2 separate regions of the Mus musculus genome follow, and region 2 is linked to region 1. Evidence: chromatin loops called from intact Hi-C (ENCODE). Cell type or tissue: left cerebral cortex. All regions are shown on one strand. Each heading gives the region's core, and the rest is flanking DNA. Links, peaks and the distances in the headings are about the cores only. Region 1 overlaps Shroom2 (shroom family member 2). Region 2 has its middle 40 kb from the start of Gpr143.

The links. Hi-C counts contacts between places; a loop is a spot of excess contacts. Peaks named below come from ENCODE experiments on the same cell type or tissue, not always from the same donor. Only the 100,000 strongest peaks of a DNase experiment are listed, where the experiment ranks them.
Region 2: a loop joins it to region 1, with 4 times the contacts of the local background. A loop is called at or near these places in 26 of 42 quality-filtered maps.

What each region holds. Positions count from the first base shown.
Region 1 is chrX:152,608,295-152,625,302 of GRCm38, forward strand. It overlaps Shroom2 (shroom family member 2), which reads right to left. Exons shown (of 10, transcript NM_001290684.1): 6 at 14,832-15,023; 7 at 10,607-11,152; 8 at 8,899-9,061; 9 at 5,101-5,373; 10 at 1,215-4,500. The coding sequence ends at 4,234. Among named protein-coding and RNA genes, the nearest start is that of Cldn34a, 53 kb to the left of the region's middle. In left cerebral cortex, for the core only: a CTCF peak has its summit at 10,323 (motif pointing right); DNase peaks (open chromatin) are centred at 10,342, 10,569 and 12,758.
Region 2 is chrX:152,812,933-152,829,940 of GRCm38, forward strand. No RefSeq gene overlaps it. Among named protein-coding and RNA genes, the nearest start is that of Gpr143, 40 kb to the left of the region's middle. In left cerebral cortex, for the core only: a CTCF peak has its summit at 6,274; DNase peaks (open chromatin) are centred at 3,158 and 6,297.

The sequences.
Region 1 (17,008 bases), core at 5,768-13,767:
TGAAAGGAAGGCCTCTTAGTTAGCTAGGGTTTCTATTGCCATGATAAAATACCACAACCAAAAACAAGTTGGAAAAAGGTTGATTTCAGCTTATAATTGTAGTTCATCATCCAGGGAAGTCAGGGTAGGACTCAAGGCAGGAACATGGAGTAAAGCTGCTTACTGGCTTGCTCAGAGTGCTTTCTTATACAATTCAGGTGCACCTGCCCAAGGGCAGTGGGCTGGACCTTCCCACATTATTAAACAGGAAAATGCCCTTTAGACTTGCCCACAGGCCATCTGATGGAGACATTTTCTCAACTTAGGTTCCTTTTCCCAGACAACTCTGGTTTGAGTCAAGTTGTGTGCACGTGCACACACGCACACACGCGCGCGCGCACACACACGCACACTCTCAAACCAAAACTAAACCACAAAACACCAAAAACAACCAGAACAGATACTTTAAGCAGCATACGGTCAGAAAAGAGTAGAGTGAGAATAATTATTTATGCTTCTTCTGAGATAGTAGGAAAGGCCTGTCCCATCGGAGGCTAGACAACAAGTAGCTACATGAAGACCATAATTAAATTTGTGGATGAAGATAGAGATTTAAATCATGGAAGTATGGGTTAATGCATCCTTAGCTGGCATACACCTGGACAGGGCATCAGGCAAGCTAGATAACCAGATTTGACATGGTGTACTATCTTTGCTGTTATTTTATCTGAGACAAGGTCTAATGTAGGCCATCTGTTCTCACACTCATTGAGTAGCCAAGGCTGGCCTTGAACTGCTCATTCGGCCTCTACCTATGGGGAAATGGGTACTATGGTGCATCTGTAAGAACGATGCCTTGAAAAGGATGACTATTAACCCTTGAATTAAAGTAATGTGCTGCTACTGAGGTCCCAATATGAGCCAGGTTACAGAAAGATGATGAAAGTTCCCATCAGACAAGGTATTTTGTGGTCAGCAAACATCACATTCAACAGATTAACTATGTATTCCAGACCCACTTTTCCTGCTACAAGCCCCAAAAGAACCTTATGTTTCTACCTTCATGTGCCCAGTAAGGTGAAAAAGAAACCTGTGGGAGTTAAGCCAGATTGCAAGAGAGCAGCAGAATGGACAGGCCATGGCCATGAGACTACAAAGATCAGAAAGGCTGCTCGGAAAGTGGTAGTACAAAGGACAATGTCATTAAAAAATAGCATTGTAGTAGGTATGTTAATGCATTTAAGATTTTAATTTTTGATTGAGTACACTCAACATGTATGCTGTTTATTTTAGTTTGTTTTTAACTACAAGGAAACCATTTATATTTCTAAACATTATTACCACTGATTTTTGTTGGGTCACACAATTATGACATGTGTGATAAGAAGTCACACTGTTGACTTAGAAAGGACAAAATACATAGCAGCCTGAATCAAGCTAAATCACAAGAATTTTATCTACTATGCCCCTTTAAGGATGTGTTTGGCACCCGTATATAGAAGGAAAAACTGTGCTGTGGGTCCAGCTGTGCACCACTCTAAGGACCAGGATTGCAGGTGTTCCCCACAGTGCCTGGCTTAGGCTATTTTCTGGAGGAGAAATGCTACTATTTGAAGTCAGAACACCATGTTCAAACCCTTCCCCATGGGCTACATGCCCAGCACTGGTATTTTTATTCTTTTTACAAAGCTATACAGTAGGAAATAAAGACATTCTACTTTCATCTGAAGAGACACTATTTATTTTGTTAAAGTCAAGCAAGAGGATCTGTTGATAAGTGGTAAGCATCAAGCATGAATGTGCATATTTGCCAGGGCAGAGTTCAGGGTAAAGCCACAAAAGCTGACCACAAGCAAGGTCAGTATATTTACAGAGAGTTCCATAGCTGTGCCCATGCCCATGCCTATGCATGCCAAGGACCAACCATTAGCACCAGATTGTTTCTTATGCAGTAATATCACAAGTCATAGACATATGTACATGGACTCTCTGGAATTCTTGGGTCCCTGCTAATCAGACATGGAACAGGCAAGCAGGGGATGGATAAGAAGGTCATAATTGTTATGTGTTTCATTACAAGCATGCTAGAGCACTACATATTGTTTCCCATAACAGACAAGCTTGAAGCAACATGAAAAAGCAGGTTACAGACAAACAAAATTCCATTACTCACATGTTACACACATATCATTAAAATGTTCACAACACTGTATTTGGGATTAAAGAACCACAGGTAAATAGCTTGGTGTAAATTAAAAACAAAATAGTCTGCAACACCTTGGATAGTTTGTGGAGAGCCAATATCGTGTTTTCTGACATGACCCACATTCACAGCAAAGGATGACCAAGTGGAAGGAGAAAGAGGCTGCAGTGGCAGATCAGGAACTTCAAAAGGTAGAATAGTTTCATTTAACAGGAATCAACACTTTTGCAAAGATTTTCTTCTGACTGACAGTGATAGGATGTCAACCATGTCATCCATGGTCTGCATATAAAATCTCGCCAATCTTGACTCAGCTGTATGGAGGACACTGTATCATCTTCACCAGAGCTTCTGCTGTCAACGTCTGTTCCTCTGGCTCAAGAAGCATGGATTCTGGTCCTTTAAGACAACTGTGTGTGGGAGTGTGAACACGTGCACATACACATGGATGTAAATGTGCATGTGTATTTTGGAAAAGGTGTGGCTACTGCTAAGAGAGGGAAATCTTCGTATATGCTGCAGTCTCAGGGGAACATACGAATTAAATAATCCCTTGGTAGAACAAAGACTAGTGATGCCTAAATACCAAGTCACCAAGAGACTTGCTCATCACTTACCATGCACTTAGTTACAGAAACACCTTTTGAACAACACCAAATCTACACACATTTAACATAAGCAAGTTATACACGCCATTGGTAGCTGAACATTTCCCATGTGTTTATCTGCCATACATATATCCTCTTTGGTGAAGGGTCTAGTCAAGTCTTTTGCCCACTTTTTTTTTTTCAAACAATTCCTACTATTGGATGTTGGAAGTTCTTTATACAAATCCTTTATCAGATAGATGTATGAAGTCATGAAGTGGGATATGCTGCTAAACCCAGAACTCAGGATGTGGAGGCAGGAGGATCAGGAGTTCAAGGTCATTGGACTACATAGGGAGTTTGAAGCCAATCTGGGTTAGACTCTTCTAAAACAAACAAATAATAACAAAAACAAAATGAGCAACAAGTCAGACACATGATTTAAAAATGTCTTTTCCCAATCTGTCCTGTCAACTGGAAACCAACAGAATGACAGTGTAGCTTTCATGAATAACACTCTATTTGTCATCTTGCCATTTGAACTGTTAAGGACAAAACTCTGTTTCAAATGTAAGCACTAGTCACTCCACAGGACCTCTGACCACTAGATGGAGTCTTAAGTCTTAAGGTATGTGGCATGTGGCATGTGGCCCATGGTAACAGACATAAAAAGAGATAAACCACTGATTATCATTAAAGATCATATACACAAATTAGTGTTCCAGGGAAGGAAACTTCAAAATATTCCATTGGTCTCAGGAAATAAAAAGCAAGCAATAACATTATTAGTAGACACACTTTTATCCAATTAAAATCACTTGGCTAGAAAGTATTTAAGATGTGACAAGAAGGATACTAGATATCTGTTTAGGGTATTTCAAAACATGCACACAAGTTATGTGATAATTTTAATCTTGGAATGAATGGATCCAATATGTAGATTGTTCATTTTATAGTTAGTCTTTAACTACTAGGAAACTGTTCATGTTTTCCACACATGAATAAATATCATCACTGATTTTTACTGAGTCAGAGAATGTCACCATGACAGAATGAGGAATGCTCACATTGTTAAATGAACAAGGACAGAACACACAGCAGCCCGTGTCTGGCTAAATCACAAGGGTCTTTCCTCTCATGCACTGTAGGACTGTATTTGGCATCTACACGAGGGAGGAACATTGGTGCCACTGCTGCAAAGGAGGGCTAGAGAACCCTTGTTGTTTAGCAAAGCCTGGCATTCTGTGAAATCACATGTGATATGAAACTATGTTCAGCAAACCAACAGAAATGAAAATCATAAATAAATCATCACATACTAGCAGGACATTATTGCTTTTTTACTAGCCTCGTGGCTCCAGAGTATGTCTCTCCAGAGATGGGCAAATAGGCTTGGGTTCACTCTTATAGTCTCAGGCATTAATCTCCAGGGCTTGGTGTCCACCTTCTGTAGGAATGTGCCTCTCATTTGCTTCTCTCAGGCTGTAGGCTGTCAAACAAACACTTGAGCTGCTCTTCACCCAGGTGGATTTTATCTTCCAGCTCTCGCTGCTCAATGATGAGAGCTGACTTCATCTTCACGAAGTGCTCATAGTCAGCCAGGTTCTCCTCGCTGAGGTAGGTAGCCAGGATGTCGAACACAATGCGCTCACGGCGGTCCAGGTTCTCTTTAAGCTCCTTGGCATCCTCGTGCTGCTGAGTTAGGACTCTCTGTTTCTCCAACAGTGACTGCTATTAAGGGGAAGGGAGACAGAAAGTTCAGTCGAGGCAGGACTAAAGTAGAGGCTGGCTAACCACTGAGAGGCCCTGCAGGGTTTGGAGACTTGGAAATCTTGAAGCCACATGGGATGCCCATAGGAATGACTAGGATGTAGTCTACATGTAACTGTGGCTAGCTTCTCTACAGTTCTTCCTTCCTTACCCCTCCCAAAAGCTACTCGTAGGCTCCTTCTCAGTTTCCTGTCTCTGTCTGTGCCTTCTTTTCCATACTATGCAAAGAATGTAGACTTTGACTAAAATACAATCTATGAAATAAAACCAGAAAGGAAGACACTTCTCTTCTTTTGAGTACAAGAAAACTGAGGATACACATGGTGGTACATGCTTATAATGCCCCTGACTCCCTGCATCTACTTATCTTGTTCTGTCATTTGAAAGGAAACCAAGAGAATGGACCCCAGATGTATCAGGGCACCATGCTCTAGAGAGTACACAGGCCATGCACAGATAATACGATGCTTCTAAGAGCTGACTTTCTTAGCATCTTAAGGACAGCCACTCTGAAGGATTCTCAACACTTCCCATTTCCCAGACAGATGTGTTTGCATGTACCCGATCTCCAGGAGAAGGATTGTCATCTAAATTATTAAGGGCATTTTCCACACGGGCCAGGCGTCCTGACAGTGACAGCAGGAGGTTCACCACTTTGTCCAGGTCTCCAATGAACATCCGGAACTTGTCAAACTCATTGGGCTTGCAGACATCTTTCACAATGGCTTCCACCTCATCCCCAAGAGCATTGTTGGCTTGGATGTCTTCCAGCAGGCTCTCACGTGCTTCCCGGAGCACCTGCAGCTTGCGGCTGATACTGTCAATGAGCTCTTGCTGTAGGGCACAGAGAGGCATGGAGATATTTGTTAGGATGACCCCAAGCTGTTGCCCAAAGTGTAGACAAATTACATACAGCCTAGGCAGAATTCAGCCAGATTGGGTGTGTTAGTCTTTGCATCATCAAATAATGGGGGGTTTTGTAAAACCATGAGAAGACCTCCTGGTTAAATATAAGCTTCCTTGTTTATATGAGCCAAAGAGGTAAGTCAGCAGATAAGGGTGCTTGTTGCCAGTCTGATGACTTTATGTGTCCCAGTACAGGGGAACGCCAGGGCCAGGAAGCGGGGGTGGGTGGGTTGGGGAGCAGGGCGGGGGAGGGTATAGGGGACTTTGAAGATAGCATTTGAAATGTAAATGAAGAAAATATCTAATAAAGAAAAAAGAAAAGTATAATGATCCACATGGATACACATGCCATACTGAATCATCTTACTTTAAAATTTATTTTAAAAAATTACACTAGAAAAAAAGAAAAGAATAAGTTTTATTTATTATTATTTTTATTTTTGTGTGTAGTCTTAGGAATGAAACTCAGGACCTCTTACATGTTAGGTATGTACTCTGTCACTGAGCTATATCCCTAACCTTAAAGCACTAATTTTGTTTCTGGTGTTTTATTGTTACTGTTGTTGAGATAGTCTTTCTGTATAGTCCGGAGTGGCCTACAATCTATGGTCCTCTTGCTTCAACCTCAATGCTAGGATGATGGGTGTACCCTGACTTCACTGTATGTGTATATGATGTACATGTATGTGTGTGAAAGCCAGAGGTTGACATGAGTGTCGCTCTTGATTGTCATGGTATATTGAAGCAGGGCCTCTCACTTGAAACTAGACAATGATGAATTGATGAATTGGCTATTTTAGCTAGCCAGCTTGCTCTGTAGAGTCGCTGTCTTTGTCTCCTAAGCACTGGGATTACAGGCAGAGTGACACATTCATTATATATTTATGTGTGTTCTGAACTCCAATATTCATGCTTCCATAGTAAGCATTCTACCCAAGAGCCATCTCTCTAGCCATCAAGCATTGATTTTCAAAGAGCAAAAGTAAAATAAAATGTGGAGTTGGATATAGTTGTTCATGCCTGTCTAACACTGAAGTGGCTGAGGAAGGAAGGCTGTAAGACCAGCCTGGGCTACATATGAAGTACCAGGCCAGACAAGGCTATGTAGCAAGATTCTCTCTCAAAAACTAAAGTAAATATAACAAATACAAATGTGTATAGCACACACAAAGAACCCCACCCCTCATGCACACACACTTTTTTGTTTTAATTAAAAGGAAGATTGGGATGCAATTTATGGGTAGAGTACTTTCATCCCAAAAATGGGGTGGATAAACCGCCAAATTAATCTTTACTATCTAAAAATGTAAGTCTGGCTGAGTGTGTTGTTGCAGGTATGAAATCTCAGAACCCAGGAGACTGAAGCAGGAGGACAAGTTAGAGGCCAGCCTGGATTCCATAACAAGTTATAGGTCAGTCTGAGCTATATAACATGAGTCTATGTCCAAAAAAAAGTAAATAAAATAAAAAATGTTCAAACTTTGATTCCCTGAGACCCAAAGTAGTTGCTTCTAATGACACAGTATCCTAGCTCCTGGTGCCTCTCAGAGCAAATACAGACACTATACAGACAAAGGGGGGTGAGATCACTTTTAAATTGTTTTTGGGGGTGGCATTTTTTCTTGCTTTTGTTTGTTTGTTTGTTTTACCAGACAGGATTTCTCTGTATAGCCCTGGCTGTCCTGGAACTTACTTTGTAGGCCAGGCTGGCCTTGAACTCAGAAATCCACCTGCCTCTGCCTCCCAAGTGCTGGGATTAAAGGCGTGCACCCCCCCCCTCCCCCCCCCCCCCCCCCCCCCCGCGGCTGGGATGACATTTCTGAAATGGACTTGCTATGTAGTTCTGGATGGTGTACAAGCTGGCTATGTATCTCAGACTGACCCTGAACTTGTGCTAACCCTCTTCCCTCTTCCTTCTGAATGCTAGGATTATAGATATGTGCTACCATACCTTAATTTTAAAATATTTAGATATACTTTGTAGGGTAGAGTGTTAGAGAAAGAACCCAGGGCCTAATACAAGCTGGGTAAGCATTCTCCCAATGGGCTATGTCCTTGGCCAGGGTATGCACTTCTAAATGCACTACAATATGAAATAACAAGGCCTAACTGTAAGGAAAGTGTATGTACAGTGTGGCCTAAATTAAAATGCTTCAAATTCTATGACTTGTTCTATGAGGACAAAAATTGAAGATGTTGTTTTTTAAAATACGAACATGCAACTAGAATAAAATACATAATAATATAATTCAAAGTCTCTTGTGAGACCAAACACCCATCTCCATATTTAATTCCCAGAATCCACTGAAATGATGTTTTTAATGTATAAATAGTTCATGGTATTCCCTCCCTAACATTTCTAAGGTAATTAAGATCAATCTATGCTATCTTTCAAATTACCAGGTTGGTAGCAGTAGAGATAACACTGTCCTTGCAGTGACTGTCATGGGTGCCACATAAGGTGATCCTGAATTAATCTCCAACCTTCTTTCTTAGTTCCCAAAGCTGAAGCCTTACCTTCTGCTGCTTCTCCCCAAGACCACCAAGCTCTTCCCATAGGGCATCTACGCCTGCTTCACTTTTCCCTCACACAGCACTCACTTATGGGGCTTGAGCTCTGGCACTGATCTGGGTCTCTACAATCAGGCAGTTCTCTCTCTCTCTATTCACTCACCCTGTTCCAACTGTCCAATACCTGATGTAGAATAACAAGGGCTGGCAAACTTTTCCCATGAGGGGCTAGAGAGGAGCTATTTTACTCCTTGTAGGTTGTTACATGGTCAGTGACAGTCAATATTTAAACAAATGGATGTGGCTATGTTTCAAAAAACCTATTTCCAAAAGTAGGCAGAACAGTAAGGTTTACCAAGCCTATGTTAGACATCTTTTTGTTGTTGGTGGTGGTGGTATTGTTGGTGGTGGCCTTACATAATTCCTGAGAACACGGGGACCCTTACAGAGAGCTCCTTTCTCTAGTCTGCCTACAAGGGTTTTGTAGAAGGCTTAGAATACAATTAAGCATGAACAGCTTATTCATGCCAATGCCTTCCATGAAAAGCAAGCACAAATGCCCTCAGAGATGCTGTGGAAGGTATCTGCTGAGGTGAGTGGTCCTAGTACCTTTCAATGGCCCAGCATATAATTTTGAGGGAAGGGTTACTTTAGTTTTTGAAGAAGGATCTCACTGTGAAGCCCAGGCTGGCTTTGAACTTACCCCGCAGCATCAACTGTCTGACTCACTCTCCTGCCTCAGCCTTCTCAGTGCTGGGATTATAGGCATTAGTCACCATGCTCAGAAGGCAAGGAATTTTGTTTGTATAAAGGCAGATCTTGCAATTTCTCCCAGGCTGGTCCAGAACTTCTGGCCTTAAATGATTCTCTTCCCTCAGCTACCTTAATAGCTGTGAGTTGGAGCTACTGAACTGGCATCAGACTTGTACTTCTCTTTCTTACCTTCTTAACAGAAAGGTCATGATCCAAGTCACCTGCTGAATACTCTTCAGGCTCCTGCAGGTCCTTCATCTTGATAAGAAGCTCTGCTTTGGGGGCTGATGTGCTGTAATAGGTAGAATTGGTGGCCAAGGACACAACCCCTGGCATACCTGGGTCCTGTTTCCTGGGTGAAGAGGCCAAAATTTTAATCAGCTGTGACACATGCCCACTCTTTGAACTTAGTACCTAGGTTGTAACAAATGGCACGGAGAGAAGGACAAGAACCAGGGAAATGAGAAAAGAAGACTAAGCCCAAAATGTTTTCAAAAACAAAATAAAAAAACTTTTTCTACTAATATAAGATTCACAGACTGTTATTCATTTCTGCCATTGTTTTTTAGTAGTAATTTAGAAACTGTGGACCTTGCCATATTGGGCAAGTACTCTCATACCTAGCTATATCCCCAATCCAGGCTATAGGGTCTTAATTTTTAAAAACATGTGTGTGTGTGTGTGTGCGCGCGCGCGTGCACGCGCGCGCATGCTTATGCATGTGTTGGGCTATCCTATGCTCTGCTGAATCTTGAAAACAACCTCTGGGTTCTACATACTAGATACCAACTCCATGCCCCCAGATATAGCAAAGAAAAATGTCTTTAGACACTGTCACATGGTCACATGCCTTCTGTGGAAGCAAAACTGTTTTTCTTATCCCATCAGTGATTTGTATTACATTCAAGGCCGTGCGCATTCTAGGTAAATACTTTACCTCTGAGTTGCATCCTCAGCCCCTAGGTAACTGAAACTTAAACACACAGAAACATCTCTAATGAGAGAAAATGCTGTTCAACTAGAGGCAGACTTTGTAATGTGCTTCAAAAGTAGGTGAAAGGCAGGCAGACAAAAAGAGATACAGATTAAATATATGGAAAGATTACATGATAGCTGTAGAGACCAACCTAAGATAAATAGCCAAGTGTGGTAGCACATACGTGCAACATCAGCTGTTAGGAATCTAAGGCAGGAAGATTTTTTGAGTTCAAAGCCAGTCCAGTTAACTTGTCTCAAAACAAAATAAAATGGGTGTGACTTGTAACTTAGTGATGACAAATTTACCTAGTATATAAGAGGACCTAGGTTCTATTTCAACATTACCAAGAAGTGTGTGGGAGGGAGATAGGTAGGTATGGTGGTAGATCCTATAAATCTAGCATTCAGGAAGCTGAGGTAGCAGGATCAAGTTTAAGGGAGCCCAAGCTTCTTAGAGGGACCCTACTTCAAAAACAAATGGATGGACAGGCACATCATATGCATATTAAATACAGAGATTAGATGATGGACATAAGACAGGTAATGGGGTGGACAGTTAGCTTCATATTAGTAGATGGGCTATTTCACACACTATAAGATCTTTAGTAGTACCTACTGTCTTTCCACTAGATGGCAGGAGTGCCCCATTCTCCAGAGTGATAGACAAAACTGGAAAGGATTTAGCTGTAAGCTAAGGACATTTGCTGCAGTGGGCATCATCTTGCCTCTGCTAGATCCAGGTATGGTAATTTTAAACCTTACCAAACAGTGCTAAGGTTGAGGACCCCAAGGAAAACCATCACCTGTCCGCAGAAGCAATCATGATTATAGATACACCCCCTGAGTCCCTTCTTTCACTTCTAAGCCTATGAGATAGGGACTGAGAAACAAGCAGCTATGGTGTGTGCCATCTACTTACTTGTCCTCTGTGACTCTGGGTAAGGGGACTTTGGGGAGCAGCTTTCTCCGCTGCTGAGCTTCCTCTAGGAGGTACTCATCTTTGGGAAAAATTCCCTCCATCAGATCCATGGTAGTTTTGATCTTCACACTGGGGTCCAGGATGTCAGCCAAAGACTTGTCCTTTCCCACAATCTCCCTGGCTAATTCTTCAGACTTCAAGTCATCCATGGTTTTCTCCTTGGCCTTCCCATAGTTGAGTGAGGGAGGGGAGGAACAGCTATCTCTGACAGGAGGTGCAGGCGTGCTGGGTGGCCGGGGCTCTGGAGGGCGGGCTCTATGAGGAGCTTCCACCTCCTGTCGTGTGTACACACAGAAGCGGGAGTAGCATTGCTCTGATGTACTCAGTGTCTTGATCTGGTCCCTCTCCAGCCCACTGGGCAGTGGGGGCAGCTCAGCTGGGCACGCGAGACTCTGACGACTCTCCTTCTCGGGCTGGCTTTCTGAGTGCACAATTTTTATGGGCACCATCTTCACAGTGGTGTTGTTGTCCATCACCCGCTCGATTCTGCAAAGATAAGGGCTGTCCTCTGAAATCTTGACATGTACAGATTTCCACCCACGACCCACACAGGGATCCCAACACAAAGACCCACTGTCAACCAGCCAAATAGAAAGATAGCAGAGGATGGAAAGTGTCCTCATCTGACCCCTCACGGTCTCTGGATGCCTAGCAGTCCAACTCAAACTCTGTCACACACCTGGACAAAGACAAAGAGATCCTGAATGACATAAGAACTGTTTAACACTCATTTTTGTTTTCTTATGAAAATAGGCATTGAATTCCCAAAGGGCTTGCATTGGGAAGACAAATGCTCTATCGCATGAGCTATGGCTATAAAATACTCTTTGATTTCTTGTTTTTATTCTGAGGGCAATACAAATGCATCAAGTACCATTTATTAATTCGCCCTTTGTAGGAAAAATCATCAGTGGACAGAATCACCACAAACTTAAAAGTAGGCTGTTGCATATCAGCAGGTACCTGGGTGTTCCTCCTTCTCCCTAGAATACATATTCAGAGTTGCTGTGTTTAGAATTATTGCTGAGCACCTCTACCCATGGGTTCCACTCTGGGGCTTTGCCATGTGTTCCATGTGTCTCCCACATACTGACACCTAAAGCCACCCTGTGAGGGATACCATGCAGTATACTGAGAACTTACTTGTTCTGTATTAGTCTCAGTGACTCACCCAGGGCAAACATAGTTTAAAAACTATAAGTTTCTAGCTAGGCATAGTAACTCATGCCTGTAATCCTAGCACTAGGGAAGCTGAGGCAGGAGGATTGCTGAATTTCCGGCCAGTCTGTCATAAATAGCAAACGAAGTCAAAGAAGGGGGGAGGGAGAGGGAGAGGGAGAGGGTGCACCAGCCAGTATTCACTGGGACAAAAAGCCATTTCCTAGACTCACACACTGTTTCACCATGAAGCCCATTGTGCTCACTGTAGCTCTAGTGACTTGAGAAGCTAGAGTACCCTGAGCTGACTGGCATGAGAAAATGGTATACAGTTTGTCTACCACACACGTCATCTTATTGCATTTCCTACTGGTATGAAAAAAAAACCAAGTATATGTACCCAAATTCTTAGGTTGATTTTTTTTTGAGATAGGCTCTCACTATTTAGACCAAGCTCATACAGATCTGTCAGTCTTTCCTCCAGATGTCCTGAAAATTGAGCCTCATGAATAGTATGAGTGTCTTTATTAAAGAACAGTAGAGAACTTCCTGCCTCCTCTACCATGTGAGCACACAAGAAGGTGTCATCTATGAAGCACTTTTCTGAATCTGCCACACCTTCTTGACCTTGGTCTTCTAGTCTCTAGAAACAGGAAGGAGCAAGCCATGTCTGTTGTTTCTAAGCTACTTAGCCTGTGGGGTTCTATTAAAGTAGAAACTACCAGACTAGAGCTTTTCTCTCCAGATCCCTAACAGTGCTACCAATTGAAAAATGACTAACACAGCTGAGGCACACACATAAAACTGTGGATTTAACACAGTCACTGGAGACTGTGCTGGTTGGTATTTTTGTTAACATCACACAAGCTAGAGTCCTCTGGGAAGAGGGAACCTCAACTGGAAAATGCCTCCATCAGATTGGCCTAAGTCTAAATCATTTTCATGATTAATGATTGATGTGGGGGGCCCCTCCCACTTTGGCAGGAGGCCCTGGGTTGTATAATAAAGCATGCTGAGTACACTGTGGGGAGCAAGCCAATAGTAGTGGTTCTCCCTCCAAGGTCTCTTGCTTCAGTTTCTGCTCATACTTCCTTTAATGGTGGGTGAACTGTAAATTGTGAGAGGAAAGTGACCCTTTCATCCCCAAGTTGCTATTGGTCATGGTATATAGCATAGCAGTAGGAACCTAACTAAGAGAGAGATGCAAAAACAACATAACTGATGTCCTTTCTAAACTTAATCTTTATTGTTTGATAATTTCATACCTACTTATGTTTTCATCAAATCCACCCCACATTCCTCCACTATTCCTTCTCACTTTTATGTTTTGTTTTGTCTTTTAAAACCACTGAGTTCACTTAGTGCTGTTAGTATGTGCATAAGTGCAGGACTATCTATTGGAGCATGGGGAGCCTTTCAGGGGCCACATCTTGAAAGAAAACTGACTCTCCCTCTCCCAGTAGCTACTGATTGCCAACAGCTTCTTAGATAGGGGATGGGACTTTGTGCTTCCATTTATGCTGGGATTTGTATGGCTTGATCTTGTGCATGCAGTCAAAGGCACTGTGAGCTCACGTGCACAACTGCCCTGTCCTGTCTGGAAATCAGTTTCACTACAGTCATTTACTACCTCTGCTACTCTTCCACAATGATCAATGAACTTTGGGAAGAGGACGTGTAACACTGATGTTGCATTTAGGGTTGAAAACTTAGAAGTTTCATATTTTCTGCATGTTTAAAAGTTGTAGATCACTGTGTTAATTGCTATCTATTACAAAAGAAACTTTTCTGATGAGGGTTAAGAGATACAAACACTTAAGGGAGGGTTTAATGCTAAATCCACATAGCAGAATGATAGCAGTTCTCTCTTACAGTCTATGCACTGTTAACAGTAGGAGACATTAAGTTCTGTTTTGTGAAACAAGTCTTAAAACCTTCCTTAAAATTTCTGTCACTATTGCATGAGTAGGCATATCTTGTCAGTTCATTATTATAGTTCCCAGAGTTCAAAGCTGGGTAAGGCTATTAATTACTCCCCTAGTATCATCCATAACACCTTCTTATACTATGAAATGCTTAGCTAGTGGGAATAAAGCTTTAATGTCGTTACCAACTTCTTTTCTCCATGTTTTACGACTCAAGTATGTGGTGTCTTCTACAATAGGCAATAGGCATGAAGTTCTGGAAGGTAACTGAGAGCAATGACAATAACCTATTATGGTTAGGGTCTATGAGACCTCACTGACCAATAACTTGAAAAGAGGTAACCCATGGCACTCGGCCTTTTATCTGGGTTATTCCAGAGTTTAAAGGGGTTAGGCTGAGAAGCTAAGGATATAGCTCCTTGAGTCCTTGGCCATCTTAGCACTTTGGAGGTTAGAGGCAATAGGATAAGGAGTTCAAAGAAAGGTCAAGTTACATAGACAGCCTAGGCTACATAGTGGGTTCAAGACCAACCTAGACTATACATCAAGAGCCTGTCTCAAAAAGCAAATAAAAACTAAAAGAGTGAAGGAGTATTTTTTGTTTTGTTTTGTTTTTTTGAGACAGGGTTTCTCTGTATAGTCCTGGCTGTCCTGGAACTCACTTTGTAGACCAGGCTGGCCTTGAACTCAGAAATCTGCCTGCCTCTGCCTCCCAAGTGCTGGGATTAAAGGCGTGCACCACCACACCCAGCTTGTGAAGGAGTATTTTAAAGACTATGAAAATACTGGACATTACTCAACTTTACTTAAAGATCTTATACTTAGGCTAAACCTGATTTTGATCATTGGCAAAACATGCATAGTTGGCATGTATCAGAGTGTAAGGCAAATGAAATGCATTAAGTTCAAAGGGGATCCTGATGTCACTAAATCACAACTGGTCGATTGAGCTGTGTTCATCCTCCACACAATTTTCCGTGACTGAGTTTTACCCCAGTGCTTGAAGCTGCAGCAATGCTCCAGCAACAAACACTCGAAGCCTGCATGGGATATATACAGAGCATGCTGTCATAAGACAATACCTTGCTGAGTTGTCTTCATGGATAAGCAGGGGAGGTTTATCTGTCAGCTTCTGTGGGGCAAACTGAGGCGAAGGGGAGCGAGAAGTTTCCATGGCTGACGTCTGTAGGTGTTGACACTTGGAAGAGAGCTGGGTTTCTGGTTGAGGGAAAGTTGTGTCTTCATTCACATGCTGGCTGTCTTGCGGCTGGGCACTGCTGAGCACAGAGGAGCTGTGAGAGAGGGACAGTCAAATCACATATATACATCCACGGACTCAGTAAATGATGTTGGTAAGGACTTGTGGACAGCCACAAGTAAAGCCACAGGTGAAGATGTACTGTCTAGGCCCTAGTACTTCCTGGGCTCAAGATTAGGCAATCAAGGCCTCTTTAGGGTACAGGGTCATGCTCATTAGCCACAAAGTGTGTTTCTGAGCAGGCAGGGGGTGAAGGGGGAATCCTGGACTTGGGGTCCCGAGTCACCAGTGTGTACTCCTCTGAGTATGTATACTCTCGAGGTAGAGTCCCAGATTAGTCCAGGCTCCACAGATTAGATTAGAGCTCCACAGGAGGGAGCTCTGGGTCTTTCTTGGAGTGGGACAATTCAGGCAATATGGGATTGGCCTTTGAGTTGTTTCAGTAGCTCCTGCAGTGTTCTCAGACTAACTTCCTAACACAGGGCATCAGCTTGTCTAGAAGATGATGGAATAAAAATTAGGCAAAAATTCCAATTAGGATCTTTTCTCTTGGATCACTTTAAGGACTACATATTTTTTTAACACCTGTGCTCACTGCCACTTGTGATCTGTAACATATGTTAAATGTTAGGCTATATGTGAAACATGTTATATAAGGAATATATGAGGCATTAATGACACATATACACAAACCTGGTACACACACACACACACACACACACACACATACACACACACACGTATATATATCAACTACATTTCTTTAATAACCCCCTAAAATAAAATAAATACCTAAAATAAATACCCTCTCTTAAAAAGAAAAATCATGTTTTTGTGAAAATTGTCAGATCCACATATATTTGGGACTATTTACTTCAAGTTGTAATATTTTTACATGACTTATGGGAAATGCTCATATACACAGGGCCTTTCTAAGATGTGCCAAGAATCAATTCAATCATAAAAACCTTAAAATTAGACATGCAAAATGAGAAAGACAACTGCTTATTGGAAGCAGCTATGAGTTACAGAGTTTTCCCTTATACTATCATATCACATGAACATGCACATATACACATAGGCCTGCCCATGACACACAGATAGAAGCTGGTGTGGATGTATAATTGTCTATGCCATTATTAAAGCCTATGCATTAACTACCAGCAAACTTAAAACAACTCAGAGTGTAGTGCCTCTGCCAACATACTACACCAAACAAAGCCCAAGGAGAAAAACGAACCTCTGATTTAAGGAAAAGAGCAATTCTCAATCTAAGATTGACTTCTGGGCTGGGCATGGTGTTTCATATAATCCCTGTATTTGGGAGGCCAAAGTGAAAGGAATGCACCTAGTTAAAAGCAAGCCTAGGCTACAAAGTGAGTTGTTTCAAGAACAATCAGTTGATTTTTGAGGGATAGAGTATATAGCTCAGTGGTTGAATGCTCGCCTAACGTGTCAAAGCCCTAAGTTTGACTCAGAGGTTGGTTGGTGGGAGTGGGGGTAGGGGTAGAGCATACTACCAAGAAAACTTTGCTACTGACTCAGACAAGCACAGCACATATATAAGTAGCATTGAGAGGATATATCCTAGTCATTGAGAAGAGGAACCCATCCCTGTTTCATACCTAGAGTACTTGAGGTTCTGCACTTGTTACAACCTGCACATGATATATAATATCAGTGTTACAGGTGGGATCTGCAGGGCTATCATGTCAGTGCCCTGTCTTGTGGATAACCCTGTTGTGTCCTGGGGAGATGGGAGGGGAAGGTCCCTTCCTGGGTTAACATGTTCCAGAATAGAGCAGAACCAATGCCTCTCTGCTGCCCTGTATCCCTGCAAATAGAAGTAGTTAAACTCCACTAGCAATGGAGCTAGAAACTGATATCCTAATGACATAGCAGCAATAAAGGCTCAGAGGAAATTATTTCCTCTGGTAGAGAGGATGAAATCTCTGGCCTGTGCAGAGATTTAACATTCCTAGACAGGTTATTGACCTAGCT
Region 2 (17,008 bases), core at 2,896-10,895, 200 kb after region 1:
GCCTAGAGGAGCAGATAGGCGGGTCAGTGTTGCTTAAAATATTGACAAACTACACCTGGCTGGCATAGATAGTAAAAATCTGAAGAAGCCAGTAAATTATGGGTGAGACACTTTTTTGCATTCAACAAGCAAAGGAATCAAGAGAAAATGTGGAATGAAAAGTTTGAAAAGAGAGAGAAAAAAACCAAACAAGTACAAAGCAGATCTTTACATTTGACAAAGTACAAGTCACTTGGCTCCATGATCTAATCTTTAGTAGACAGAATATAAGGTCGTAGGATGTTGAGTAGTGTGAGAACTGAACCCTTTGGTCCTCTACAGGCAGCATCCTGAATGTGCCAGGAATGGCTGTGTGGTTACTTCAAACCCAAGGGGAAAAAAACCCATGAAGGACTGTTGTGTAATTACACAGCTTTCAAAGTTGAAGTTAAAGTTCCTTACGATATTTCAGGAGCTGTAAACAATTTTTGACAATAGCATTACAATGAACCACCCCTTGATCTCAAAGATAAAGCACCTGCTGTGTGGCACCAAGGCAAATGATGGTATGCAAATACTGGCTGCTCCAGAAACAGCTGTGGACTGGGTTGTGTGCTACATTCTCCTGCAGAGATTCTTGTGGCCAGTATGAAGTTCCTGTCCACGGCTATCTGGGAGGCCAAGGAAATGTGCGGTTTTCCTTAGGCTTCCTCTTGTGCACACTGAACCTTTTTGTTTTGGCCTTTCATCCCTTGAATCCAACATGTATAATTCTGATTTGGCTTAGATTCACCTAGGGGGTACAGCCAAACCTTCAGCTTGATTGTAGACACCCAGAGACTGTCTGAGTCATGTTCCAACCACCCATCACCATTCCATAACAATGTGGAACTTGTCAAATGTAAGCCATACCCCAGTAATAGGCTAACTTTGATAAATGATTGTGTATAAATATAAAAATTTTTTTGGTTGTTTTGCTTTTCGAGACAGGGTTTCCCTGGCTGTCCTGGAATTCACTTTGTAGACCAGGCTGACCTCGAACTCAGAAATCCACCTACCTCTGCCTCTGCCTCCTGAGTGCTGGGATTAAAGGCAAAAGATAAATTTTTATTGGGGGACAAAGATGTGGTTTATCTGGACCCCTCCAAAACTATATCCCCAAATTAACACATTCTCAGGGGCAGGGAATTTGATATTCACTTATTAAGGAAAATTTACTGTGATCAAAGTAACACTGGAGATGCCACACAACTTATTCTGCTAAGTGTTTAGGTGCCAGAGCCTACACACATCTCTTGACACAATAACAAAGCACTAGACATCTCTCTCTGAGTAACACCTTACTCAACCACAAACTGAAACCTACCTATTGCCCCTGATCCACAGCCTCACAGATATGGCCTACTTTCTAGGTCTTTCTGTGATCTCAGGAAAGTCAAGAGAAGAGGCCCTATCTTCTAGTCTATTCTTTCACTCTTTATTTAAAATACAGGTCATCATCAAGTTATGACATAACGTAGACAAAGATCATCTTATTCAGTGATGGTGTACTGGATGGTTTTGTGTATCAACTTGACACAAACTGGAGTTATCACAGAGAAGGAGCCTCTGTTGAGGAAATGCCCCCATGAGATCCAGTTGTAAAGCATTTTCTCAATTAGTGATCAAGTGTGGGAGTGCCCATTGTGGATGGTGCCATCCCTGGGCTGGTAGTCTTGGTTCTATAAGAGAGCAGGCTGAGCAAGCCAGGGGAAGCAAGCCAGTAAATAACATCCCTCCATGGCCTCTGCATCAGCTCCTGCTTCCTGACCTGCTTGAGTTCCAGTCCTGACTTCCTTTGATGATGAACAGTAATGTGGAGGTATAATCTGAATAAGCCCTTTCCTCCCCAGCTTGCTTCTTGGTCATGGTGTTTTGTGTAGGAATAGAAACCCTGACTAAGAAAGATGGAAACCTTGAGATGCACACAAAGCCTTATTTACTTATTTAAAAATGATTCATTATTTTAAAAAAAATTAGTTTGCTGCTGTTGAGAACCGAATCTTAGCAGAAAGCGACTATCATCTCTGCAGCCATCTCAGGCTATTTACTTACAGGTGGTACTTTTCCACCCCGATGAGAGACTTGTTTTCCTAGCATGATGTTTTTTCAAGAAGCCCACCACAGCTGCATACACTCTGATAGCATCTTGTTTTTCTCCTATACATCCTGGACCGGTGGCTAAGTGTCTCCAGCTGCACTCCCCAGTGAGTACATACATACCCATAGCTGCCTTTCAATAATTGAGACTCAAGACTTGAGACTTGATCCTTGATAGTCTGTGTTGTCTCCATTCTTCAAGTCTCTTGCTCCTCAGTTACCACTCTCTCTCTTGCATACCCCATTGACTGACCTGAGGATTGGGTCATTCTGTGAGATAAATTATAAGGAGGGTAGAAAAAATTAGTTACGTTTTACCTGGGTCATACTTAAGGACTGATCCTTATTTATTGTCTTCAAATGGTGTCACTACCTGGTGACCAAGTATTCAAATCTATGAGCCTATTGTGTGCATCCCTATTTAAGCCACCATAGTGGCTAAGAAAAGCTACTGAGGCTAGGCATGTGTCAGGGAGATCTGAAGAGCACTTTGATATTATTTATTGAGATACAGAGTTTGGAGTTTTCCCAACTTGGGTTCAGTATTTCCTCACCATGCTCCCTTTCATTCCTTTTTTAATGGTAAAGTATATTCTGTGCCATTGTATGTTAGAAGTATGCAATCTGCTTTTGGATTTTGATTTTACAGGGGTTACTATTAAGTGATAGCCTTGAGTCTCAGAGAAGACTGAACTTTCGACTTTTAATGATGGACTTTTGATGTTTTGATGTTGCATTTTTCATTATGATATGGTTATAAGCCTATGGGAGCCAGTGAGTGAAAGGTGGTGGTTTGAATAGAAATGGCCCCCATAGGCTCATAGATTTGAATACTTGATCACCAGGGAGTGGAATTATTCAAAAGGATTAGGAGATGTGGCCTTGTTGGAGGAAATGTGCCACTGCAGGTGGTTTTGAGGTTTCAAAAAGCCCATTCTAAGACCAGATTTTCTGTCTTTCTGTTGCCTGTGGATTTGGATGTAGAACTGTTGGCTATTTTTCCAGTGCCTTGTCTGCCTGCCTACTACTGTGCTTCCCACTGTGATGATAATAGACTGAAACTGCAAACAAGCCCCAATTAAATGCTTTCTTTTATAGAAGTTGCCATGGCCATGGTGTCTCTTCACAGCAATAGAACACCAACTAAGAGAATATCTGTATGTCTTTTGGGTATTTTCCCAAAGGAAACTATGAAGAAATGAATATTTTTGACAATCCCCAGACATTCATAATCCCCAAATCCAAAGTATAGATTGAGAAAATCAACTCTTTTATTTTTTTATTAGATATTTTCTTCATTTACATTTCAAATGCTATCCCCAAAGTCCCCTATACCCTCCCCCAACCCTGCTCCCCAACCCACCCACTCCCACTTCCTGGCCCTGGCATTCCCCTGTACTGGGGCATATGATCTTCGAAAGACCAAGGGCCTCTTCTCCCATTGATGGCCGAATAGGCCATCCTCTGCTCCATATGCAGCTAGACACAACAGTACTGGGGGGTTATTGGTTAGTTCAACTCTTAAGTTAGCAATATGAGTTTCAGTGATGTTTGTTCCTGTTTCATGTCTCAGAGAATTCTGTCCTCTACAATAGGAAGCAGTGGTTTATCACGTGACAACAGGTGGAGCCAGGGTAGGAAAAAGAGTCTTTGACTAAAATTGCTCAGTGGATAAAAATTAATGCAGAAAACCTACATACCAGTGTGCTGCTTCCTGTATTGACAAACTCCATTTGGAGATTTTTCTTTTCCCATCACCAAGCTGTAAGAGAACGTTCTATATGGAGGTTTAGAGTAATAAAATGTATTATGATATGTGGTAGTTTGAATAGATTTGGCCCCCATGTGTTTGAATGCTTGCTCCCATGGGGAGTGGCACTATTAGAAGGTGTGGCCTTGTTGGAGTAGGAATGGCTTTGATGGAGTGTGTCTTCGTGGGAGTGGGCTTTGAGTTCTCCTAGTGCTCAAGCTCCACCCAGTGTGGAAAACGCCTCCTATGGCTGCTTTTGGGTGGAGATGTAGAACTCTCAGCTCCTTCTCTAGCACCATGTCTGCCTGCATGCTGCCATGCTTCCAGTCACAGTGATAATGGACTAAATCTCTGAGATTGTAAGCCAGCCCCAATGAAATGTTTTCCTTTATAAGAGTTTCCTGGGTCATATTGTTCCTTCACAACAATAAAACCCTAACTAGGATTTTATTAAAACCCTAATAGGATCCTTGTTCAAAGTCAACAATAATATTAAGCGAGAAGAACAAACTGAACCTAAACATTTGTGCTAGAATTGTACCAGTATATAGTGAAGGCAGGTCATATAGCTTGCAGGTTTTGTAGCTTGCAGATTCTGATTATGGCCTTTCTCCAGCACATGACTGCTAGTTAGTAGGAGTGAAGCTCCTAGTTAGGCACCAGTTCAACTTCTCTGTTTTGATAGCATATGTAAGTTTTGTCTTCATCAATAGGGCCTTACTATTAGGTTGTAGATAGTAACCAATAGCCTTGGCAATAGCCTATAATGTTGGGGGTTTTCAAAGGATCCTTTGGACAACAACTCAATAAGATGTAACCTATCTTTGACATTGGAAAGTTTATTTGGTGGCCTAAGAGTCTTGTTAGGGCAATCTCTCCACTATTATTTGGTGTCTCCATTTAGATCCCTCTCATATATGTATATATTTTATTAAGTCTCTACAGTAGTAGGTTTCAATATGGTTTTACCTTAAGTGTTAGTTGTTCCTCCTCACTTCCTGTCATTCCTTCATCTTGCACTTCTATTCCCCTCTCTGTTTCTTCTAGTTTCCCTTTTGATAGATTTTCATTTATGTTGGATAACAATGTTTTAACATTGCTTATTATTTTTATGGGTATGGATGCATGTCCACTTGTATGTCTATATACTGCATTGGTGCCTGGTGCCCACATGTTGACAGGAGAGGACATTGGATCACCCTAGGTTTAGAATTATAGGCAGTTATAAGATGCCATGTGCATACTGGGAATTGAACCTGGGTCTTCTGGAAGAATAGTCAGTGCTCTTATCTACAGGATCCTCTCTCCAATCCCTTGGGTAACTATGATTGCTAATCTTGATTGTCAATTTGACTATATCTGGAATCAACTAAAAACCCAAATAGCTGTACAAATGTTTTCTTGATTAGATCATTTTGAGTTGAGAAGACCCACCCCAAATCTGGGGCCACACCTTCTGGCAGCCCACATAAATGGACATGGAAGAAGGAAGTTTTGTTATTTTCCCTCACTCTCATTGGCAACTTCATGTATTTTGTTCTTAAGGCATTCCTTTGTTGTTATTAGAACCCACTTCTTTGAGGTTCCAATATATACTGAAGACAAGCAGCTCTCTAGGACTTCCCTAAGACTTCAGCATCAGATTGAGACTGCTGAGACCCCTGTCTCATCAACTGAACAACCACTGATGCTTTGGCCTTTCCATCAGGAGATAGTCATTGTTGGACCACATCCTATAAACCACCTTAATAAATCCCCATACACATCAGACAGGCTTGCGGGTATGTGTACACATGTACGCATACACACTCCATCCTATTAATTTTGTTGCCTTAGAGAACCTTGACTAACATAGATTATGGTACTGAAGTGGTTCTAGAAAAACAAAATTTTATGCTAGAATTATTGTGGCTGCTATTGTATGGTGTTTTTGCTGTGAGAGCTTTTCTCAGAAGTCCTACTGCCATGTCTGCACTACATTGGACATCACAATACCTATCATGGATGTGAATTCCGTGGAGAGGCCATTATACATTATGATATCCTAAGAAAGCAAGCCAAGTGACAGTCATTAGCTCAGCTCACATGGAAAATGGACCAATGGGAAAGCTGGTACTAAACAGGAGAGAGGTGTAAGGGATTTTTTTTGGTGAGGCAGGAAGGAAAACTGTTCATGAAGAGCTGCATACAGATTATTCTTTGTGAAGACTTCACATTGAAAATGTCAAGCTGAATTTAGGTATTAAGGGCAGCTGACTATGTCTACTTTATGCCATGACAAAACTCAATACTACTGGTGCAATAATGGCTATCCAACCAGTAGAACATGATTATTAAAGGGCAGTTCTCACAGTGGAGAACCATTTTCAGTTACAATGGAAAGGTGAGGTAAGACTGCCATCTAGAGTGTAGACACCAGCTATACAACTCAACATCTTTGGCTGCACTGGACATCTTGCCAGATCATTCATTACTCAATCCTAAAGGTGGATTGCTTAGACTGAGAACCACTTTGCTTGGATGCTACCACAAGAGTGGCATCTCCACAAATAACTACCATTCATAAGGGTGGGGTAACTCCTTGGGAGCATAAATCCAACAGAAATGACTGTATTATACTCATGTCCACCAGACTTAAAACAAGCAGTGGGTGTGCTCTATAATGACTCCTTGGGTTGAGCACAGAGATGAAATAAAAAGATGTAACAGGTAACAGGATCACTTTATTCTGATATATATGTGTATATATGTGTGTGTAGAACTTCCTTCTTCCATGTGTGTGTGTGTAGAAGAACTTCCTTCTTCCATGTCCATTTATGTGGGCTGCCAGAAGGTGTGGCCCCAGATTTGGGGTGGGTCTTCTCAACTCAAAATGATCTAATCAAGAAAACATTTGTACAGCTATTTGGGTTTTTAGTTGATTCCAGATATAGTCAAACTGATAAACAAGATTAGCAATCATAGTTACCCAAGGGATTGGAGAGAGGATGTATACACACACACACACACACACACACACACACACACACACACACACACACACACTTTTGAGATTGGGTCTCAGTATGTAGTTCTGGTTGGCCTATAAATCACTATGTAGACCAGTCTAACCTAGAACTCACAGAAATTTCACCACTTCTGTCTCCTAAATACTGGAATTAAGGGTGTGTACCACCACACCTAGTTTCATATTTTTCTTGACAATCCTTTGATTTCTGTTTCCACCTACCAGGAAAACATTTGCACATATTTTAAACACACAAGAGGATGTTCTTAAGGTCCCTTCCCCTTAGGAAATAATCCAGATATTTGAATCATGTATATCTGTGGGTTGTGTCTGTTAGATGAACAAAGACACTTTCATATGCTCTGAACTTGAATTACTTTAGAAATGAGGAAGATTCTAAAAACACAAGTCTCAGCTGAATACTATCTAAACAACATGTCATCCCAGATGATTTTTTATTATAATACAATGTAAGAAACAAGAAAAGCAATCACAGAAATACAATGTCATCCTTTAGCTGCTTTGGCCCTGGAGTGACCTTCCTTTTATGAGTCCATTTCAAATAAGAGTTTGTGTCACAAACATAGTCACTGCCTACATAACAAAAATACCCCCTTTTAAATTTTCAAAGAATGTTTTTTTTTTTTTCTTTTTTAATGCTTGGAAACTTATGACAAATGAGATTATTTTTTTCATTTTTTATTAGGTATTTTCTTCATTTACATTTCAAATGCTATCCCCAAAGTCCCTATACCCTCCCCCTCCCTGCTCCCCAACCCACCCACTCCCACTTCCTAGCCCTGGCATTCCCCTGTACTGGGGCATATGATCTTCGTAAGACCAAGGGCCTCTCCTTCCATTGATGGCAGACTAGGCCATCCTATGCTACATATGCAACTAGAGACACAGTTCTATGGGGTACTGGTTAGTTCATAATGTTGTTCCTCCTATAGGGTTGCAGACCCCTTTAGTTCCTTGGGTACTTTCTCTAGCTCCTTCTTTAGGAGCCCAAGATTATTTTTTATTTAGTTCTAAACACACAAGAATTTGAGGCACTGGAGGAAACATCATGAAGGTGTGATTATTTAGCAGAAGAGACGGAGGAGCTGAAAATTACTTAATACTTTTAATATTACTTAATATTTCTAATAATTAATATTTTAATATTTTTCTTTTTATTGGCTATTTTCTTTATTTACATTTCAGATGTTATCCCTTTTCCCTGTTTCCTCTCCGAAAACCTCCTATCCCTTCTCCCCCTCCTCTGCTTCTGTGAGGGTGTTCTCCCATCCACCCAGTCCCACCTCCCTGCCCTGGCATTCCCCTACACTGGGTCATCCAGTCTTCACAGGACCAAGGGCCTCTCTTCCCATTGATGCCTAACAAGGCCATCCTCTGTTACATATTCAGCTGGAGCCATGGGTCCCTCCATTTGTATACTCTTTGGTTGGTGCTTTAGTCCCTGGGAGCTCTGGGGGGTGGGGTCTGGTTGGTTGATATTGTTCTTCTTCGTTTGGAGTTGCAAACCCCTTCAGCTCCGTCAGTCCTTTCTTTCACTCCTCCACTGGGGACCCTGTGCTCTGTCCAATGGTTAGCTACAGAGCCTCTGTATTTGTCAGGCTCTGTCAGAACCTCTCAGAAGACAGCTATATCGGGCTCCAGTCACTTCCTGGCATCTGCAATAGTGTCTGGGTTTGGTGACTATATATGGAATGGATCCCCAGGTGGGCCAGTCTCTGGATGGCCTTTCCTTCTGTTTCTGCTCCATACTTTGTCTCCATATTTCCTCCTATGGGTATTTTGTTCCCACTGTTAAGAAGGACTGAAGTAGTCACACTTCGTTTTCTTTCTTCTTGAACTTCATGTGGTCTGTGAATTGTATCTTGGGTATTTAGAGCTTTTGGGCTAATATCCACTTATCAGTGAGAGCATACCATGTGTGTTCTTTGTTACCTCACTCAGGATGATATTTTCTTTTTTTTTTTTTTTCCGAGACAGGGTTTCTCTGTGTAGCCCTGGCTGTCCTGGAGCTCATTTTGTAGACCAGGCTGGCCTCGAACTCAGAAATCTGCCTGCCTCTGCCTCTGGAGTGCTGGGATTAAAGGCGTGTGCCACCACGCCCAGCAGGATGATATTTTCTAGTTCCATCCATTTGCCTAAGAATTTCATGAAGTCATTGTTTTTAATAGCTGAGTAGTACTGCATTATGTAAATGTATTACATTTTCTATATCAATTTCTCTGTTGAAGGGTATCTGGGTTCTTTCCAACTTCTGGCTATTATAAATAAATAAGGCAGCTGTAAATACACTGGAGCATGTGTCCTTGTTTTATGTTGGAACATCTTTTGGATTATATGCCCAGGGGTGGTATAGCTGGGTCCTAAGGTAGTACTATGTCCAATTTTCTGAGGACCTGCCGACTGATTTCCAAAGTGGTTGTTCCAGCTTGCAATCCCACCAACAATGGAGGAGTGTCCCTCTTTCTCCACATCCTCGCCAGCATCTGCTGTCACCTGAATTTTTTTATCTTAGCCATTCTGACTGGTGTGAGGTGGGATCTCAGGGTTGTTTGATTTGCATTTCCTTGATGACTAAGGATGTTGATCATTTCTTAAGGTGCTTCTTGGCCATTTGATATTCCCTGGCTCTGTACTCCATTTTTAATAGGGTTATTTGGTTCTCTGGAGTCTAGTTTCTTGAGTTCTTTGTGTACATTGGATATTAGCCATATCTTTTCTTTTTAAATGTTAAGGAAAAAGCAGTATGAAATAGTATGAGTAGAAAGGTTTGTAAGGATCAGGCTAGTTTCAGAGAAAGAGATGCCATGTACAGAATCCTGACCAAGAGCAGGGACAAAATTGTGGGCCTGTCTCATGGTAAGGGAAATTTGGGGGAGGAAGGGCATGGGAAGTGCAAGATTAACAACACAGGTCTCAGGGGGAAAGTAGTAAGAGACTATGGGAGTCCCTGGAAACCCAGGGAATTTATTGGAGAATACTGTGAGGACATTGCAGAAGAAACCAGATGAGCTACATTGAACTAAATTAACCAACTCTCAGATTTGGTACAAGGACTCATGGTGCCTCCAAAAATTGGGAGTGGATACAAGATAACTGGTAGTATTTTGACCTATTTATTGCTCCATTTTTGTTACTATCTATTCTACAGTTTGTATAATTATAAAAAGATCTTTGCTTTACACCCTCTTCTATACAAGGCTTATCCTCTTTCTGTCCCAAATCTCTCTTTGGTTATAATATCTGCCAGTTTTATGTAAAATACAGATTCCATATGAACATGAAGTAAGATCACTCTTTAGTCAATCTACTCTGGGAAATCAGAAAGCAGAAGTCTGTTTTAGAAGCAGAATGGATAGTTGTCATCAGTTAACACCCTGTGATTCTGCAAACCCATACCAAGGGGCACTCAAAGCTTGCTGTTGCTGTTGGCCTGTCTGTCACCTCATTTTTTCCTCAAGCGCCTTAAGGAAATGTATGCCAGACTTGCGTACTGACTCCTACAAATTCTCCAGGCTTCTGCAAGGGGAGGCCAAGAAGGAAACATCTGCAGGAAGAGAGCAACAGAAATGGGTGAAAGCTGAGTAGGGAGGAAGGTGTGGAGATGTGAACATGGAGCTCTGGGGTGTCAATGAGCTTAGAGAAAGTGGAGGAATAGAAGCTCAGCTTCTGATTTAGGGTTGAGAGGGCAGACAAAACAGGAAACACACAACAGTAAGGAAGACAAGTATTTGTGTGGATTCAAAACCGTCTCAGATGGCAAGGCCTTTTTAGCCTTATGAATATACCTCAAATAATGAAGAGGTCGCATCCTGGTAAACCCATCACAAGTTGAAAATATCACAGGTGGAAATTATATTTAATAATCTTAATGTGGTCTAATGTAAAAGTGTCCCCTACAAAACAAGCTTTTGTTGCGCACACCTTTAGTAATTCAGCACTCACTCCAGGCTAGTTTGGTCTACACTGCGAGTTCCAGAAAAGTCTGAGCTATAGAAAAAGACCCTGTTTCAAAAGCATAAAACAAAATAAGTTCTATGGCCTCCTTTTTTAAAAAATGTTTTTTATTAGGTATTTTCCTCAATTACATTTCCAATGCTATCCCAAAAGTCCCCCATACCCTCCCCCCCACTCCCCTACCCACCCACTCCCACTTTTTGGCCCTGGTGTTCCCCTGTACTGGGGCATATAAAGTTTGCATGTCCAATGGGCCTCTCTTTCCACTGATGGCTGACTAGGCCATCTTTTGATACATATGCAGCTAGAGTCAAGAGCTCCGGGGTACTGGTTAGTTCATAATGTTGTTCCACCTATAGGGTTGCAGATCCCTTTAGCTCCTTGATTTCTTTCTCTTGCTCCTCCATTGGGGGCCGTGTGACCCATCCAATAGCTGACTGTGAGCATCCACTTATGTGTTTGCTAGGCCCCGGCCTAGTCTCACAAGAGACAGCTATATCAGGGTCCTTTCAGCAAAATCTTGCTAGTGTATGCAATGGTGTCATCGTTTGGAGGCTGATTATGGGATGGATCCCTGGATATGGCAGTCTCTAGATGGTCCATCCTTTTGTCTCAGCTCCAAACTTTGTCTCTGTAACTCCTTCCATGGGTGTTTTGTTCCCAGTTCTAAGAAGGGGCAAAGTGTCCACACTTTAGTCTTCGTTCTTCTTCAGTTTCATGTGTTTTGCAAATTGTATCTTATATCTCGGGTATACTAAGTTTCTGGGCTAATATCCACTTATCAGTACATGTCATTTGAGTTCTTTTGTGATTGTGTTACCTCACTCAGGATGATGCCCTCCAGGTCCAACCATTTGCCTAGGAATTTCATAAATTCATTCTTTTTAATAGCTGAGTAGTACTCCAGTTCTATGGCCTCCTAATTGAGAGCCAGGCTGGGGTGTTGGTGGTGTTATTGAGAGATACATCATTAGGGTACTAACTCCTAAAGTGGATGAATCTGTTCATGAGTATATAGCTGAATGGATTATCAGGAGATAACATCTAGTTAAAGGAAATAGTTCATTGGGGGCACCGACCTTTGGTGTGTATAGTTTGTTTCCAAGCCTGTTCTCTACCTCTCTGCTCCCTGACTTCTATGATGTAAACAGCCTTCTGTGTCACATTATACTACTATCTTCATGCTTTGCCTCCCCACAGGTTCACAGCAACAGAGTCAGCTGACCCTGGACTGAAACTTTTGAAACCATCAGCAAATATAAATCATTCTTTCCATTTACCTCAGGTATTTTATCATCTGAAAAGGCTAATATAACCTGACTAACAGCACCGTTTAGCCTGTCATCTTTCTTTCTTTTTCTGTTTTGCTACTATTTAATTTTAATTCATTTTTATTAGATATTTTCTTTATTTATATTTCAAATGTTACCCCCTTTCCTAGTTTCCCCTCTGAAAATCCCCTATCGTCTCCCCCCTCCCCCTGCTCCCCAAAACACCTACTCTCGCTTCCTGGCCCTGGCATTTCCCTATACTGGGGCATAGAACCTTCACAGGACCAAGAACCTCTCCTCCCATTGATGACTAACTAGGCCATCCTCTGCTACATATGCAGCTAGAGCCACGAGTCCCTCTGTGTGTTTTCTTTGGTGGTTTAGTCCCAGGGAGCTCTGGGGTTACTGGTTAGTTCATATTGTTGTTCCTCCTAGGGGGCTGCAAAGCCCTTCATCTCCTTGCGTAGAGAAAGCTCTAGCTCCTTCTTTGGGGATCCTGTGCTCTGTCTAATGGATGACTGTGAACATCCACTTCTGTATTTGCCATTTACTGGCAGAACCTCTCAGGAGACAGCTATAATCAGGCTCCTGTCAGCAAGCTCTTGTTGGTATCTGTCATACTGTCTGGGTTTGGTGGTTGTTTATGGTATGGATCCCCAGATGGGGAACTTTCTGAATGGTCGTTCCTTCAGTCTTGCTCTGAACTTTGTAACCCCTGCCTGTCCTCTTTCAAAGAAGCATAGAACACGTACATTAGTCTATGACTGGAGACAATAATACAACACAGAGCATTTTGCTTCCTTTCCTTTCCTTTTCTTTGAGACAAGGTGTTTTAGTTATTTTTCTATTGCTGTGACAAACCACCGCAACCATGGTAACTTACAAAAAGAAGCATTTAGTTGAAAGCTTACAGTTTCAGAGTGTTAGAGTCCATGCCCATCTTGGTGGGGGGCAGGGTAGGAAACAGGTAGGCATGGTGCTGGAGCAGTAGCTAAGAGCTTACATCCCAACCCACAAATAGGAAGCAGAGAGAAAGGTCACTAAGAATGGTGAGCTTGGGCTTTTGGAACCCCAAAGCTCTCCCTCAGGGATACATTTCCTTCAAGGGGGGCCATATCCTCTAGTCCTTCTGAAACAGTTCTGTCAACTGTGGATCAAGGATTCAAATATATGACCTTAAAGGGACCATTCTCTCTCTCTCTCTCTCTCTCTCTCTCTCACTCTCTCTTTAAAAATATTTATTTATTTATTTTATGTATATGAGTACACACTGTAGCTATACAGATAGTTGTGAGCCTTCATCTAGTTGTTGGGAATTGAATTAGGACTGTTGCTTGCTCTGGTCAGCCCCACTCACTTTGGTCAACTCCGCCCAAAGATTGATTTATTATTATAAATAAGTACACTGTAGCTGTTTTCAGACAGCACCAGAAGAGGGCATTAGATCTCATTATGGATGGTTGTGAGCCACCATGTGGTTCCTGGGATTTGAATGCAGGACCTTCAGAAGAGCAGTCAGTGCTCTTACCTGCTGAGCCATCTCACTAGCCCCTGGGACCATTCTCTTTTAAGCCACATCACAAAGTCTCACTATGGGTTTTTTTTTTTTTTCTAGCCTAAAAGCTGCTATGTAGACCAGGCTTATCTGAAACCCTCAAGAGATTCCTCTGCCTCTGCCTTCTGGGATTAAAGGTGTGTGATACTATAATGAAATCCAATCCCTTAAAATTCATCTAATTTCTGGGTCAGAGAGTGAGCTCTTGTCTCAGTATCAGAGTGAGCAAGACGGGGAACAAATGGTACAGATTTTGTATGCTCATGGTTCTGAAGCCTGGGTCTATCATTAGTTTCTCTAGACAACTCTTCTGATCAATGGGAAGGTGGGAAGGTGGGATTCGTTCATCTGTAAAGTCTCCTTCAATGCTAAAATTATATGTTGATTAAAAAATTATCCCCAAGAACAAAATAATCACAGGATGTAGAAGGAGGGAGGGAGGGGCCTGGGAGGTGAGAGGAGGGGGAGGGGGAAAAGGGAGACAGGATCAGGTATGGTAGGAGACCGGGCAGGGGCCAGGTGAGTACAGAGGGTCAGGAAATTGAACAGAGGTGTGTACCAGTGGGGGAGATGGGGAACTGGGGGAAGCCACCAGCAAGTTTCAGATGCCAGAAAAGCAAGAGCCTCCCAGGACCCAACAGGGATAAAAGCTGAAATACCCAACAAAGGGGAGAACCTGTAGAGACCATATCCAGAGGTTAGGCATGGCTCCTGGTTGAGGAATGGGGTCACCCATCCATCTCAAAAATATTGACCCAGAATTGTTCCTGTCTAAAGGAAATGCAGGGACAAAGAATGGAGCAGAGATTGAAGGCAATCCAGAGTCTATCCTACCTAGAGATCCATCCCATCTGTAGACACCAAACCCAGATGCTATTGTGGATGCCAAGAAGTGCTTGCTGACAGGAGCCTAGTATGGCTGTTCTCTGAGAGGCTCCACCAGCATCTGACTAAGACGGATGCAGATACTCACAGCCAACCATTGGACCTAGCACTGGAACCCCAATGAAGGAGTTAGGGGAAGGATTGAAGGAGCTGAAGGGGTTCACACAACCCCACAGGAAGAAAAACAGTATCAACCCACCAGATTCCCCCAGAGCTTCCAGGGACTAAACCACCAACTAAAGAGTACACACGTAGGGACCCATGGCTCCATGTATATGTAGCAGAGGATTGCCTTATCTGGCATCAATGGAAGGGCAGCCCCTTGGTCCTGGGGAGGTTTTATGTGTAGGGGAATGCTAGGGTGGTGAGGCAGGAGTGGGTGGGTGGGTGGAGGAATACCCTCATAGAAGCAGGGGGGAGGAGGTGGGATAGGAGATTTGCAGGTAGAGGGGAAACTGGGAAGGGGGATAACATTTGAAATATAAATAAAGACTATATACATATGTATATACATATATATATATGTGTGTGTGTGTGTGTGTGCAATTTACCCCCAAGGCGGGTATAGGAACACATACTTTTAATTCCAGCGCTTGGGAGGCAGAGGCAGGCAGATCTCTGTGATTTTAAAGCCAGCCTGGTCTACAGAGTGAGTTTTATGACAGCACTACAGAGTGAGAAAAACCAAACCAAACCAAATCAAACCAAACCAAATCAAACCAAACCAAAAATTACCTCCAAATCTCAGTTAAGCCCTGGAGATGTTAATATATTTTGGTGACTAAGTGATGAAGCAAAGAGAGTCATGACACTGAAAAGATTTATCCATACTCCACCATGCAGGTATAACACTCTCATAAAAAACAAAACAAAACACAACACAACAAAACACAACAAAAAACAAGCCAAACCTAACCCAACCAACCAACCAAACACCCCTCAGCACATATAGGGCAGGGGCCAGAGAGTGGGAGTTGGAACTTCATTTTACAAAGACAGTTGTAAAGGCAGTAATGAAATGGGGAAAGCCCACACTGGACAAGAAATAAAGAGCTCATGGCTGAGACTCCATGGTAAACTTTTGAAAAACACCTTTTGAGACAGGTAAGCTTCTGCAGCTGCTCTGGCCCTATGACTAATGGATGCATAAGCAACTTTGCTTTCAATGCTCACCCAAGTTAAGAGGCTGAAAGAGGTGCAACAACTCTTTTCTTTTGTTTTTGCAAGTACTGACATTTCTGGAACATTCACAAGTCATAACAAAGTCCTTTCAGTTTTCCCCACTGGTGTCCCCTGTGTTATAAAGGTCTCTCCTGGCCCTAGGTCCTGTGAAGGTTCTATGCCCCAGTACAGGGGAGTGCCAGGGCCAGGAAGCAGGAGTGGGTGGGTTGGGGAGTAGGGGGAGAGGGGAGGGGATAGGGGATTTTCGGAGAGGAAACTAGGAAAGGGGATAACATTTGAAATGTAAATAAAGAAAATATCTAATAAAAAAAAGGTCTCTCCTATTAGGAACTGGTATAAGATATCTCCATTTTTTTTTTTTAAAGATTTATTTATTTATTATATGTAAGTACTGTCTTCAGACACCAGAAGAGGGAGTCAGATCTCATTACAGATGGTTGTGAGCCACCATGTGGTTGCTGGGATTTGAACTCTGGACCTTCGGAAGAGCAGTCGGGTGCTCTTACCCACTGAGCCATCTCGCCAGCCCTCCATTTTTTTTTTTAATGAAAGCATTTAGTGCCACGAATTTTCCTCTTAACACTGCTTCCGTTGTGTTCCATAAGTTTGGGTATGCTGTGCCTTTGTTTTCGTTGAATTCTTGAAAGTCTTTAATGTCTTTCTATATCTTTTCCTTGACCAAGTTATCATTGAGTAGGTGTTAGTCTTCTGTTATTTCTGTCATTGAAGTTTCTTGTGGATGGGCCTGTTGCTGTTTGTATTTTGATGCTAATTTTGCTCTCAAGGGAGGGGTTGCAAACAACGAGTGAGTCAAGTATTCAGGTGACTTCTTGTGAACCAATCCCCTAATGAATAAAGGGGCCAATCACTGGGCGAGTAGGAAGGACTTCCTGGTTGGAGAGGGAAAGAGAGGAGGAGGCAAAAGAGAGGGTGTTTTTGGACTGGGATAGCGTGAGGACAAGATGTAGCTACAGGTGTCTACAGGTTTCAATGGCGAATCTGTCAGGATTCGCCACCAGAGGATTTAGATGAATAAGGCTTACAAGATTAGGATTTTAGTTGCTGCGCCCAGCGATTGAGTTATCATTGTTTCTGATAAACTAAGTTTGTGTTGCGTTTTCCTTCACGTGGTGGCTCATCCGGGTTCAAGAGAGAAAGGTACAGCGACAATGCATGGGTTTTCCTGAGGTGCACCACAAAGCCCGTGGGGGATTTGAAGCATGGGGCTGGTATGGTAGCCACCAGCCAGTAGGAATTTAGCGAGC